Regions from separate parts of the Homo sapiens genome. Here region 2 is linked to region 1. The links are chromatin contacts, found by Hi-C or POLR2A ChIA-PET in ENCODE. All regions are on one chromosome and are shown on one strand. Each heading gives the region's core, a stretch centred on a gene start or an enhancer-like site at or near the end of the contact. The rest is flanking DNA. Distances are from core to core; before and after follow the strand shown.

Evidence for each region. Hi-C counts contacts between places; a loop is a spot of excess contacts on that map. ChIA-PET counts read pairs that join two places held with the same protein, here RNA polymerase II (POLR2A). Pooled maps may share reads with other maps.
Region 2: a loop to region 1 is called in a pooled map, with 1.9 times the contacts of the local background. The contact joins two enhancer-like sites. A Hi-C loop is called at or near these places in 2 of 50 pooled maps. POLR2A ChIA-PET finds 5 or more read pairs at or near these places in 2 of 52 experiments (WTC11 and activated CD4-positive, alpha-beta T cell).

Annotation. Positions count from the first base shown.
Region 1 is chr2:43,057,333-43,062,098 of GRCh38, forward strand. No RefSeq gene overlaps it. Among named protein-coding and RNA genes, the nearest start is that of LINC01819, 20 kb to the left of the region's middle. Within about 2 kb of position 2,044, at least 15 of the 41 ENCODE cell types and tissues checked have a DNase peak (open chromatin) inside an H3K27ac peak, as active enhancers do.
Region 2 is chr2:43,575,038-43,579,803 of GRCh38, forward strand. THADA (THADA armadillo repeat containing) reads right to left here. Exons shown (of 38, transcript NM_022065.5): 9 at 3,476-3,570; 10 at 1,985-2,205. Among named protein-coding and RNA genes, the nearest start is that of THADA, 19 kb to the right of the region's middle. Within about 2 kb of position 2,098, at least 2 of the 41 ENCODE cell types and tissues checked have a DNase peak (open chromatin) inside an H3K27ac peak, as active enhancers do.

The DNA.
Region 1 (4,766 bases), core at 794-3,293:
CCACCCTGGCCACAGAGGTGCCCCAAAGGCAGCAGAGGCTGAGGGACGTGAGGGTCCTGGGAGACAGAAAGCCCGAGTCCTCACTTAATGCAGGGGCATCCTCTGAGCCCTGCCAGGGGCCAGTGGCAGCTGGAGAGGCATCCAACTCCATCCTGCCCCAAGGGGGCTGGGCATCTCCTTCCCTCCACCCAGCAGCCTGGTTGCTCACCTCAGCACGGCTGTGGGGACGGCCGAAGGCACTAGGGGAGGGGGTCCTCTACCGAGTGCAATCCCGCGGTCCTCGGTCCTGCCTGGCCATCAGTCACCCGGGCAGCGTCAGGCTCCCACTGGATTCCATCAGCCTGCAGTGGGGTCCAGCATCGTTTTTTGTTTTCTTTTTAAGGCTCTAGGAGATTCAACTCTGCAGCCAGACAGGTCAGGAACTACTGAACTGATCAATATTGTCCCTATCGGAATGTGCCTGCTGTCATCACCACAGTGAGTGTCATGGTGTGGATTCTGACTCAGGGCTCTCTCCGCCTCACACTCCCCACACACTCAACATGGCCTGAATACCTCCAGAAATGGGATTCCTGAGACTCCACCGGGGGATCAGGTGGCCAGGTGGTGCTGCGGCAAGCCTGCTTCACATACTTCCTCTCCCAGGTGAACTCCTGCTGCTCTCTCCCTGCAGCCAGCCCCCTCCTGCTTCCTGAGCAACCCCCGCGTGCCCAGATCCTCTCAATCCTCCCTGCTTTCTGTCTCCTGTGAGGGGATGGAGGGAGGGATACGGTTCCAAATTCTATTCCTGCAGGTCAACAGCATCAGCATGGCTTTCCCAGCATGAAGTGGGTCGTTCTTCCAGGCCCACTGGGGGAATTGGAAGCCGCAGGGCAGACTCAGGGAATCACTGGAGATGGTGCAGTGACCTTTAAGTAGCGCTGCGGGACCACCAAGCTCCGGAACTCAGGCTACCCCCATGGACGCCCCCCCAGGTCACTGTTCTCTGCTTCTCAGGCTGGGGCAGTGGCTCCCCATTTCAAAGGTCCCTCTGCCCCAGGGGACTTTCAATCCCTTCCTCAGTGCCCACCCTGGTTTGAAAAGCTCTAATGAGGAGGCCACTGTGTTCACTGCAAAAGAGAACCCCTGGAGCTAGTGAAATCTGAGTCCTGGGCACAGCCTGGATGCAAAGCTTTTCTGAGTTCTCACAACCTGCACGAACACATACGTGGGAAAGTGTCTTAGAGCACGTTCATTTTTCTCTGGCAAAACCTAATTAACACGCAACGCCACCTTCCTCAGGAATCTGCTGCGTGCTATCATTGCAATTCCTAAGAAAGATTTAGTGAAAATTCTCTGGCTTTCCACGGCAGGCCTTGCTCATATTGTGAGTGTGTTTCTTACTCTCTGGACTCATGTCAGCAAGAAAATCAATGTCTTCCCAAGAGATGTGTGGATGATAAGGCTTCTGTTTCCCAGTAAAGTTTATGAACTAAAGCTCCCCCAACACACCCACCAGTGCACCACCCTCTATGGCGGGGGTCCACCTCCGCTTCACCACTCTCTCTTTTTCCCCAACAGCCCAGCCAAAAGGAAGTCAGAATTATAGCAGTGCAGGGAAGGACCAGGGGGCAGAGCCAGAAGTGTCATGGGAGTGAGCAAGACTGGCCTAATGGGCAAAGCCTGACACCAGCAGGAAGAGTGATAGTCCGGGGAGGTAGGCTGGTGGCACCTGGGAAGTCTGGGGCCTCAAATGGCCAGGTAGGGATCATCTCAAATGATGGAGGCCCCAGGGAGTCAGCACCCCAGAACCCAAGAGGGCTGGGGCCTTGGCTTGGCAGAATAATTGTACACATGCCCGGTGCTTTTCTACGTGCTTTATGTTGCTTAGTTCATTTAATCTTCCCAACAATTCTGTACTACTTTCACCCCCATTTTACAGACACGGTAACTGAGGCACAGAGAGACTACGTTGCTTCCTTAGAGTCATACAATTGATATGTGAGAGTCAGGATTTGAGCCCAGGTAGTGTGGCTCGGTGCCCACCCACTAAACCACCACACCACAACCCACATCACAACTCAAGCACACGGCGGAGAGGAGGAAGAGGAGGAGGTGGAGCAATAGTAACAGTCCTGGACCCAGTTAGCAGATGTTCAGGTTACTATGGCTTTGTAACTCCAAAACTTAATGGCCTAAAATATCATCAATGACTAATTTCGCTCCTGAATCTACAGTTTGGGCAGGGCATGGTGGGAAGGTTCGTTTCTTCTCTGCAAGGTGGTAGCTAGGGCAGCTCATCTGCGGACTTGAGGGCCCACTTGTAAGATGATTCAGGCAGTCAGCGAGAACTGGCTGCTGGCTGGGAGCTCAGCCAGGGCTGAGAGCTGGGGCCTCCGTTCCTCTCCACATGGGCCTCTCCACAGGCTGCTCACCCTCCCTCTCAGTACCGTGGCTGGATTCCAAGAGTGAAAACCCCAAGAGACAGGAAGTAGAAGATGACAGTTTCTGAAAGCCTAGGCCCAGAGCTGGCAGCAGCATCACTTTTGCCATATTCTATTATGTGAAGCAGTCACATATTCCAGATTCAACAGGAGGGGATATAAAATTGACCTCTAGGCCGGGCGTGGTGGTTCACGCCTGTGATCCCAGCACTTTGGAAGGCTGAGTCGGGCGAATCACCTGAAGTTGGGAGTTCAAGACCAGCCTGACCAACATGGAGAAACCCCGTCTCTACTAAAAATACAAAAATTAGCCTGGCGTGGTGGTGCATGCCTGTAATCCCAGCTACTTGGGAGGCTGAGGCAGAAGAATCACTTGAACCCGGGAGGTGGAGGTTGCAGTGAGCAGAGATCGCGCCATTACACTCTAGCCTGGGCAACAAGAGCGAAACTCCGTCTCAAAATAAAAAAGCAAAAAAAAAAAAAAAAAAAAAAAAAAAAAAATTGCTGATCTCTAGATGGAAAGAGTGTTGGAATTTGGGGGCCAGGTTTTAAAACTGCCACATGGGGCGTGGGATCCAGAGGAAGGGCTGGATTCCAGGTATGAGGGCAAAGTGGCTGTTTGATCTTGCTCAAAGGTAGACTAAAGGGAAGATAAATTGACTGTAACACTCACCAAGTCCCCAGCATGTACCAGGTGTTGGCCCTCATGGGCATTATCTCAACTTACCTTTGCAAGAACCCTCTGACACAGATTTTTCACCACTCTTTGTAGATGAGTACTCTGAGGCTCAGAGAGGGTGTAAGCCTTATCCAAGGTCACATGCTGGTGAGTGGCCAGCTTTTCCAATTCCAGAGTTGACCCTTTAACTCCTCTGATGGGTTGCCTCCAGATAAGGAGCAGGGCTGGCCCCAGAGATGTGGCAAGGTGGGTCAGGATAAGGTAGGAGAGCAAAGAGCCAGGCTGTCACTCCCCATCCACTCACCTCCTCCTCCAGAAGCCCTCCCAGGCAGGAAAGGGTCCCAAGACACCCTGTCCCAAGGACCCTTTCCCTCTGACACCTCCTCAGTCTGGGATGTGCACCGAGCTTCCCCTCCGCCCTGTCTCCCAAGCTGTATTTCTCACCCCTGAGCAGTTCCCCAAATCCTCCCTTGTACTTCCTTGAAACCTTCCCAGGGCATTCTCCCAATTCCACCTGTCTTAGCCATAAGCTGTGAATAATTACCAATGTAAGGCTTTCAATTTTCGATATAAAATTTTTACTTTAGAAAAGTTTTAAAGAAAAATGGCAAAGATAATACAGAGAGTTCCCATATTCTCCACACCCAATTTCCCCTATTATCATCATCTTACATTTAGTACGGTACATTTGCCACAATTAATAAACTGCTATTGATATCAGCCCTACAAGATTAACATTATTATTAAACTATGTTCATACTTTATTCAGATTTCCTTAGTTGTTTTTTTTTTTAACCTAATATCCTTTTTCTGTTCTAGGATGCAGCATTACATTTGGCCATCATGTCTTCTTAGGTCTCCCTTGGCTGTGACAGTTTCTCAGACTTTTCTTGTTTTTGATGATCTTGATGATTTCAAGGAGTATTGGTCAGGTATTTTGTAGAATGTTCCTCAGCTGGGATTTGTCTGATGTTTTAGGTTATGGGTTTGAGGGAGCAAGACCTCAAAGGTGAAGTGCCACTTTCATTACATCCTATCAAGAGTATATGCCACCACCATGACCTGTCACTGTCGATGTCAACTGCGTTCACAGTTAACAGAAGTAGTGTTTGTCAGGTTTCTCCACTATGAAGTTATTCTTTCTTCCCCTTTCCGTGTATACTGTTTGGAGGTAAGTTGCTATGTGGAGCCCACATTTAAGGAGCAGGGAGCTATGCTCATCCTTGAGTATCTGTGAATATCATCTGCAATTCTGTATTTTTGTATCTTCTCCCCCTTTTCTCTATGTAGCCATTTATTTATATAAGTTCAAACTCATGGATATTTCTCTTTTTTTTTAGATGGAGTCTTGCTCTGTTGCCCAGGCTGGAGTGCGGTGGCATGATCTCGGCTCACTGCAACCTCTGCCTCCTGGGTTCAAGTGATTATCCTGCCTCAGCCTCCTGAGTAGCTGGGACTACAGGTGCCTGCCACCACACCTGGCTAGTTGTTTGTATTTTTAGTAGAGATGGGGTTTCACCATGTTAGCCAGGATGGTCTTGAACTCCTGACCTCATGATCTGCCTGCCTTGGCCTCCCAAAGTGCTGGGATTACAGGCGTGAGCCGGGATATTTCTCTTCTACTTTGGGTAATTATCCAATACTACTGTATTTATTTTATTGCT
Region 2 (4,766 bases), core at 848-3,347, 520 kb after region 1:
ATGAGCCATGAGCCATTATTGTAAACTGATTAGTAAAAGAAATTTCATTTTATAACAATTTAGACTTTAAAAATATTAAATACACAGAATGACCACAAATTTCAATTATTAAATTTACAAGAACAAAAAACTACAAGTAAAGCCAAAACAGATCTCAAATTTGTATATGATTCTTTTTACCTTGTAAAAAATAATCCAGAAAGCAGTTCAAGATCAGCCTAGGCAATATAGTGAAACCCCATCTCTATAAAAAATTTAAAAATTTAGCTGGGTGTGGTGACACACACCTACAGTCCCAGCTACTTGGGAAGCTGAGGTGGGAGGATTGCTTGAGCTCAGGAGTGAGACTGCAATGAGCTGTGCTCATGCCACTACACTCCAGCCTGGGTGACAAAGCGAGACTTTGTCTCAAAAATAATAATAGTCCAGGAAGGGACATAGGGAAATTTGGGGGATGATGGAAATATTCACTACCTTGACTGTGATGATTACACAAGTTATTTATTTATTTATTTATTTGAGACAGGGTCTTGCTGTCACCCAGGCTGGAGTGCAGTGGTGCGATCTCGGCTCACTGCAACCCCTGCCTCCCAGGTTCAAGCGATTCTCCTGCCTCAGCCGCCTCAGTAGCTGGGATTACAGGCGCATGCCCCCATGCCTAGATAATTTTTTGTATTTTTAGTAGAGACAGGGTTTCACCATGTTGACCAGGCTGGTCTTGAACTCCTGACCTCAAGTGATCCACCTGCCTGAGATCTGCAAGCCTGGGATTACAGGCTTGAGCCACCATGCCCGGCCTACACATGTAATTTAAAAGATAAGGAAAGCCAAGTGTTGGAGATGGTTGGGGGAATGGGGCTTCTCTGTGATAAAAATATTCTAAAGTTGTTTGAATTAACTTTTAAGATGTTAAAACTTCATTTCAGAAATGTTGATAAGGATCACTTTAGATTACCTATGTTAAAGTGCTTCATAAATTCTAAAGCACTACACATGTAGAAACTTTTATAGTTTTAAAAAATGATGCTAAAAACAAATTTCAGGAAAAAAATTTTTAAAGAAAAAATATAGCAAAGAGAATATTAAAAATTAATTTTAGAAATGCTGGTGGTTGTACAACTCTGTGAATAAACTAATAAACTGAATTGTACACTTCAAATTTATGAATTGCATAATATAGCTCAAATATGTAAAAAATTATTTTAGTTTTCCTCCTTTATTCATATGTTCAGTATTATCAAGCTGTATATATGTTTCGACATTTCATATACATGATCACTTTCAGCCATTATGGCAAAAACACCACAAAAATACAAAATACAGCCCCATGAAGTCAGAAGACCTTCTAAGATTGCTGTTTCAGGTTCTTATTAGCAATATGGTCTCAGGTAAGCATTTACTTTTCTAAGCCTCCCTTTGCCCATTCAACAAATTAGATTTCTTATCCTATATAGTAGCCATTTGAGGATCACATTAGATTACCTATGTTGAAGTTCTTTATAAATTCTAAAACACTATACATATAAAAATTTTTATAGTTTTTAAAAACGATAACATTGAAAATGTTAAAAATTAATTTTAGAAATGTTCTTTACAGGCTAACCTGCAGCAATAATTTTATTTATTTATTTTTTTAAGACAGGATCTCACTCTGTCGCCCAGGCTTGAGTGCAGTGGCACAATCATATCTCACTGCATCCTCGGCCTCCTGGGCTCAAGCAATGTTCTCACCTCAGCCTCCCACGTAGCTGAGACTACAGGCGCATGCCACCACACCCAGCTAAGTTTTAAAAGTTTTGTACAGACACAGTCTCACTATGTCACCAAGGCTGGTTTTGAACTCCTGGCCTCAAGTGATCCTCTTGCCTCAGCCTACTGGGAGGGTAGCTGGGATTAGAGGCACAAGCCACTCCAGCTTTTGGACTGCATCTTCTAAATGTCTTACAAGTGAAACAAAATATGAGACGATAGCATCAAAACTCACTGTGAACTCAAGGTGAACAAAACATGTGCAGTATCCAAGAGCAGGGCCTCCCCACTCCGACCCATGCTTCCGTTCTGCCAGTCCAACATGGCAAGTGTCCCCTGACAGAGGAATAAGACAGCTGACTGAGAGATGTCACCACAACAGAGGCTCCTGCAGCTGCTCATAAACCACTCGGGGACACTGGTGCAGTCCACTGAACGAAGCAGCACACTGCTAATCTGGAAAAATATAGCAGAGCTAACACACATAAAGCTTTTAAAACTTTTCAGAGATATTTCAAAATACAAACCCAAACATCTCTTTCCCCTGAAAAATCCTAGGAAAAATGACTAAATCCAAAGATAAAATACCCACAAATGTCATGATTATTGTATTAGTATTAAAGGAAAAAAATTACATCAAGTACGAGAATGATTTTGCTGGTTGGAATGTACTGGCAGAGCACAACACATCGCCACCTGCAGGTGGATAAGCTTAACAACTGCTTTTTTTTTTTGGTATGTATTTTTTTTTTAAACAAATGCTTTTAGAGGTGATTTGAGAAATAAACATCTTCGACTTATCCAAAGATAATTACTTTGTGTGATCTCATAATATATTTTTCTAAGGTCAGGTAAAAAGATAAAATAAGTTTCCATACAATATAGCAAGCAAAAAAAGAAATCTACTAGTAAAAAATACAAGGATTGTGGCCTAAATTATCAAATTATACTTTCTGTAAGAAGCAAATTTACTGAACAATTGACTCTATCTAGCATGCTTCCTGTCTAAAGCACATGATTTGGGTTATTCTCAATAAAGAATACATTTATCAGAAAAGTTATTACTGTGTATATATCTATACATTGATATGCATAATTTTAACATTAAAAATATCTTTTAAGATACTAATGAGAGATGACACTGAACAAACAGCACTAAAAAGAAACTAAAAGAATGTACATCAAAAATGTTTATAGTGATTATCTTTGTGAGATGGACTTACAGGTGACTGTTATTGTCTTTTTGTTATTGTTGCTTTATCTGAATTTTTGGAATTGTCTCTTATTATAACAGAAAAAGGTCATCAGAAGGAACCAGACAATGCAAAAAAAAATTATTTTAATTCACTTCTTTAAAAATATTTTTAATTTTTTTTTTTTTTAAGAGACAAGGTCTCACTCTGTTGCCCAGACTGGTGCAATCTTATCTCACTGCAGCCTTAAACTCCTAGGCTCAAGCGATCCTCCTACCTCAACCTCTCAAAGAGCTGGGACTACAGCTGTGCACCACCATACCCAGCAAATTTTCTTTTTTTTTTTTTGTAGAGACAAGGTCTAGCTAAACTCCCCAGGCTAATCTCAAACTCCTGGCCTCAAGTGACCCTCCTGCCCTGGCCTCCCAAAGTGTTGGGATTATAAGTGTGAGCCACTGCACCAAGCCAAAATTATTTTTTAAACATACCCTAACTCTCAATAAAGTACAATTCTAAAAAGGAGATGCACTTACCAAATGAGGAATCTTTTCAGACGGGTGAAACATAGTCTTAATAAAAAGAATAATAGCTAATCCAGATGTGCTCTGTACAGTCTGTAACAGATCATCTATTTGGCAAAAAAGGAGAGAAGCTTGTGTTAAATAATGAATATTCTGGTAGAGTGGAAAGAGCAGATGCTGAGCAGCCAGATAGGCCTGGGTACAATTTCTAGTCTGACCACTTCCTGGGTGAATAGGTCTTACCTAAGTTATTTAACATCCCACAGACTCTCTTTTCTCTTGGGTAAAATGGGATAACTCTTAACTGAGGCAGTGTCAGGTTTAGATGAATAATGAACATAAACGCTTTTTAGAAGGAGTCTCACTCTGTTGACAGGCTGGAGTGTAGTAGCGTGACCTCAGCTCACTGCAACCTCTACTTCCTGGGTTCAGGCGATTCTCCTGCCTCAGCCTCCCAAGTAGCTGGGACTACAGGCGCGTGCCACCACACCCAGCTAATTTTTGTATCTTTAGTAGAGATGGGGTTTCACCACGTTGGCCATGATGGTCTCGATCTCTTGACCTTGTGATCCGCCTGCCTCGGCCTCCCAAAGTGTTGGGATTACAGGCATGAGCCACTGTGCCCGGCTGAATATAAAGGCTTTTAAGCCCAGCATATAGATACTCAATAAACGTGATTCCTTCCTCTCTCCTCTAACATACACTTTCTTCCTCGCCAACTATTGCTTCCCAAAACACCTAACAGCAACACCACCTGTCCCCTCCCCTCCACCAATGCCTCTGTATCCCAATCACCATATACACAGACTTTTTCAAAAAGAGATTTCAGGGCTTGTATAAAGAATGTAGGTAAGTGCTAATTACAAACTTTGCTAGCACTGACACTGTACCCATAGCAACCAAACAGTTTTGACTTGGTATCTTCTTTTTGTTTTATCTCTATTAGCCTCTAATACCATGGTGAGTTGTTCAACCTGGGGAAAGAAGTAACACTTCTTTATGACATCATAAACTACGTACTAAATATCCACTCTGCCCTTCATCACTGATAAGAAAACTGTGACTTTGATTGGGGAAGCCACATGCCCAGCCAAAAGCAGGATACTTGCTTCTTCAATCTTCTTTGCAACTAAAGGTAGGCATATAAGAGGGTTCAGGCCAGTTGGATTTAAGCCAGTCACTTGAGTATCCTGATCAAAAGTAAAGACGCAACTGGCCTTCCTTCTTCCTGCCTTGAATAAAGACACATCTGGAGCTACAGCAGTCATATGGCAACCACGAGGCAACAAACGTGGGTGAAAAC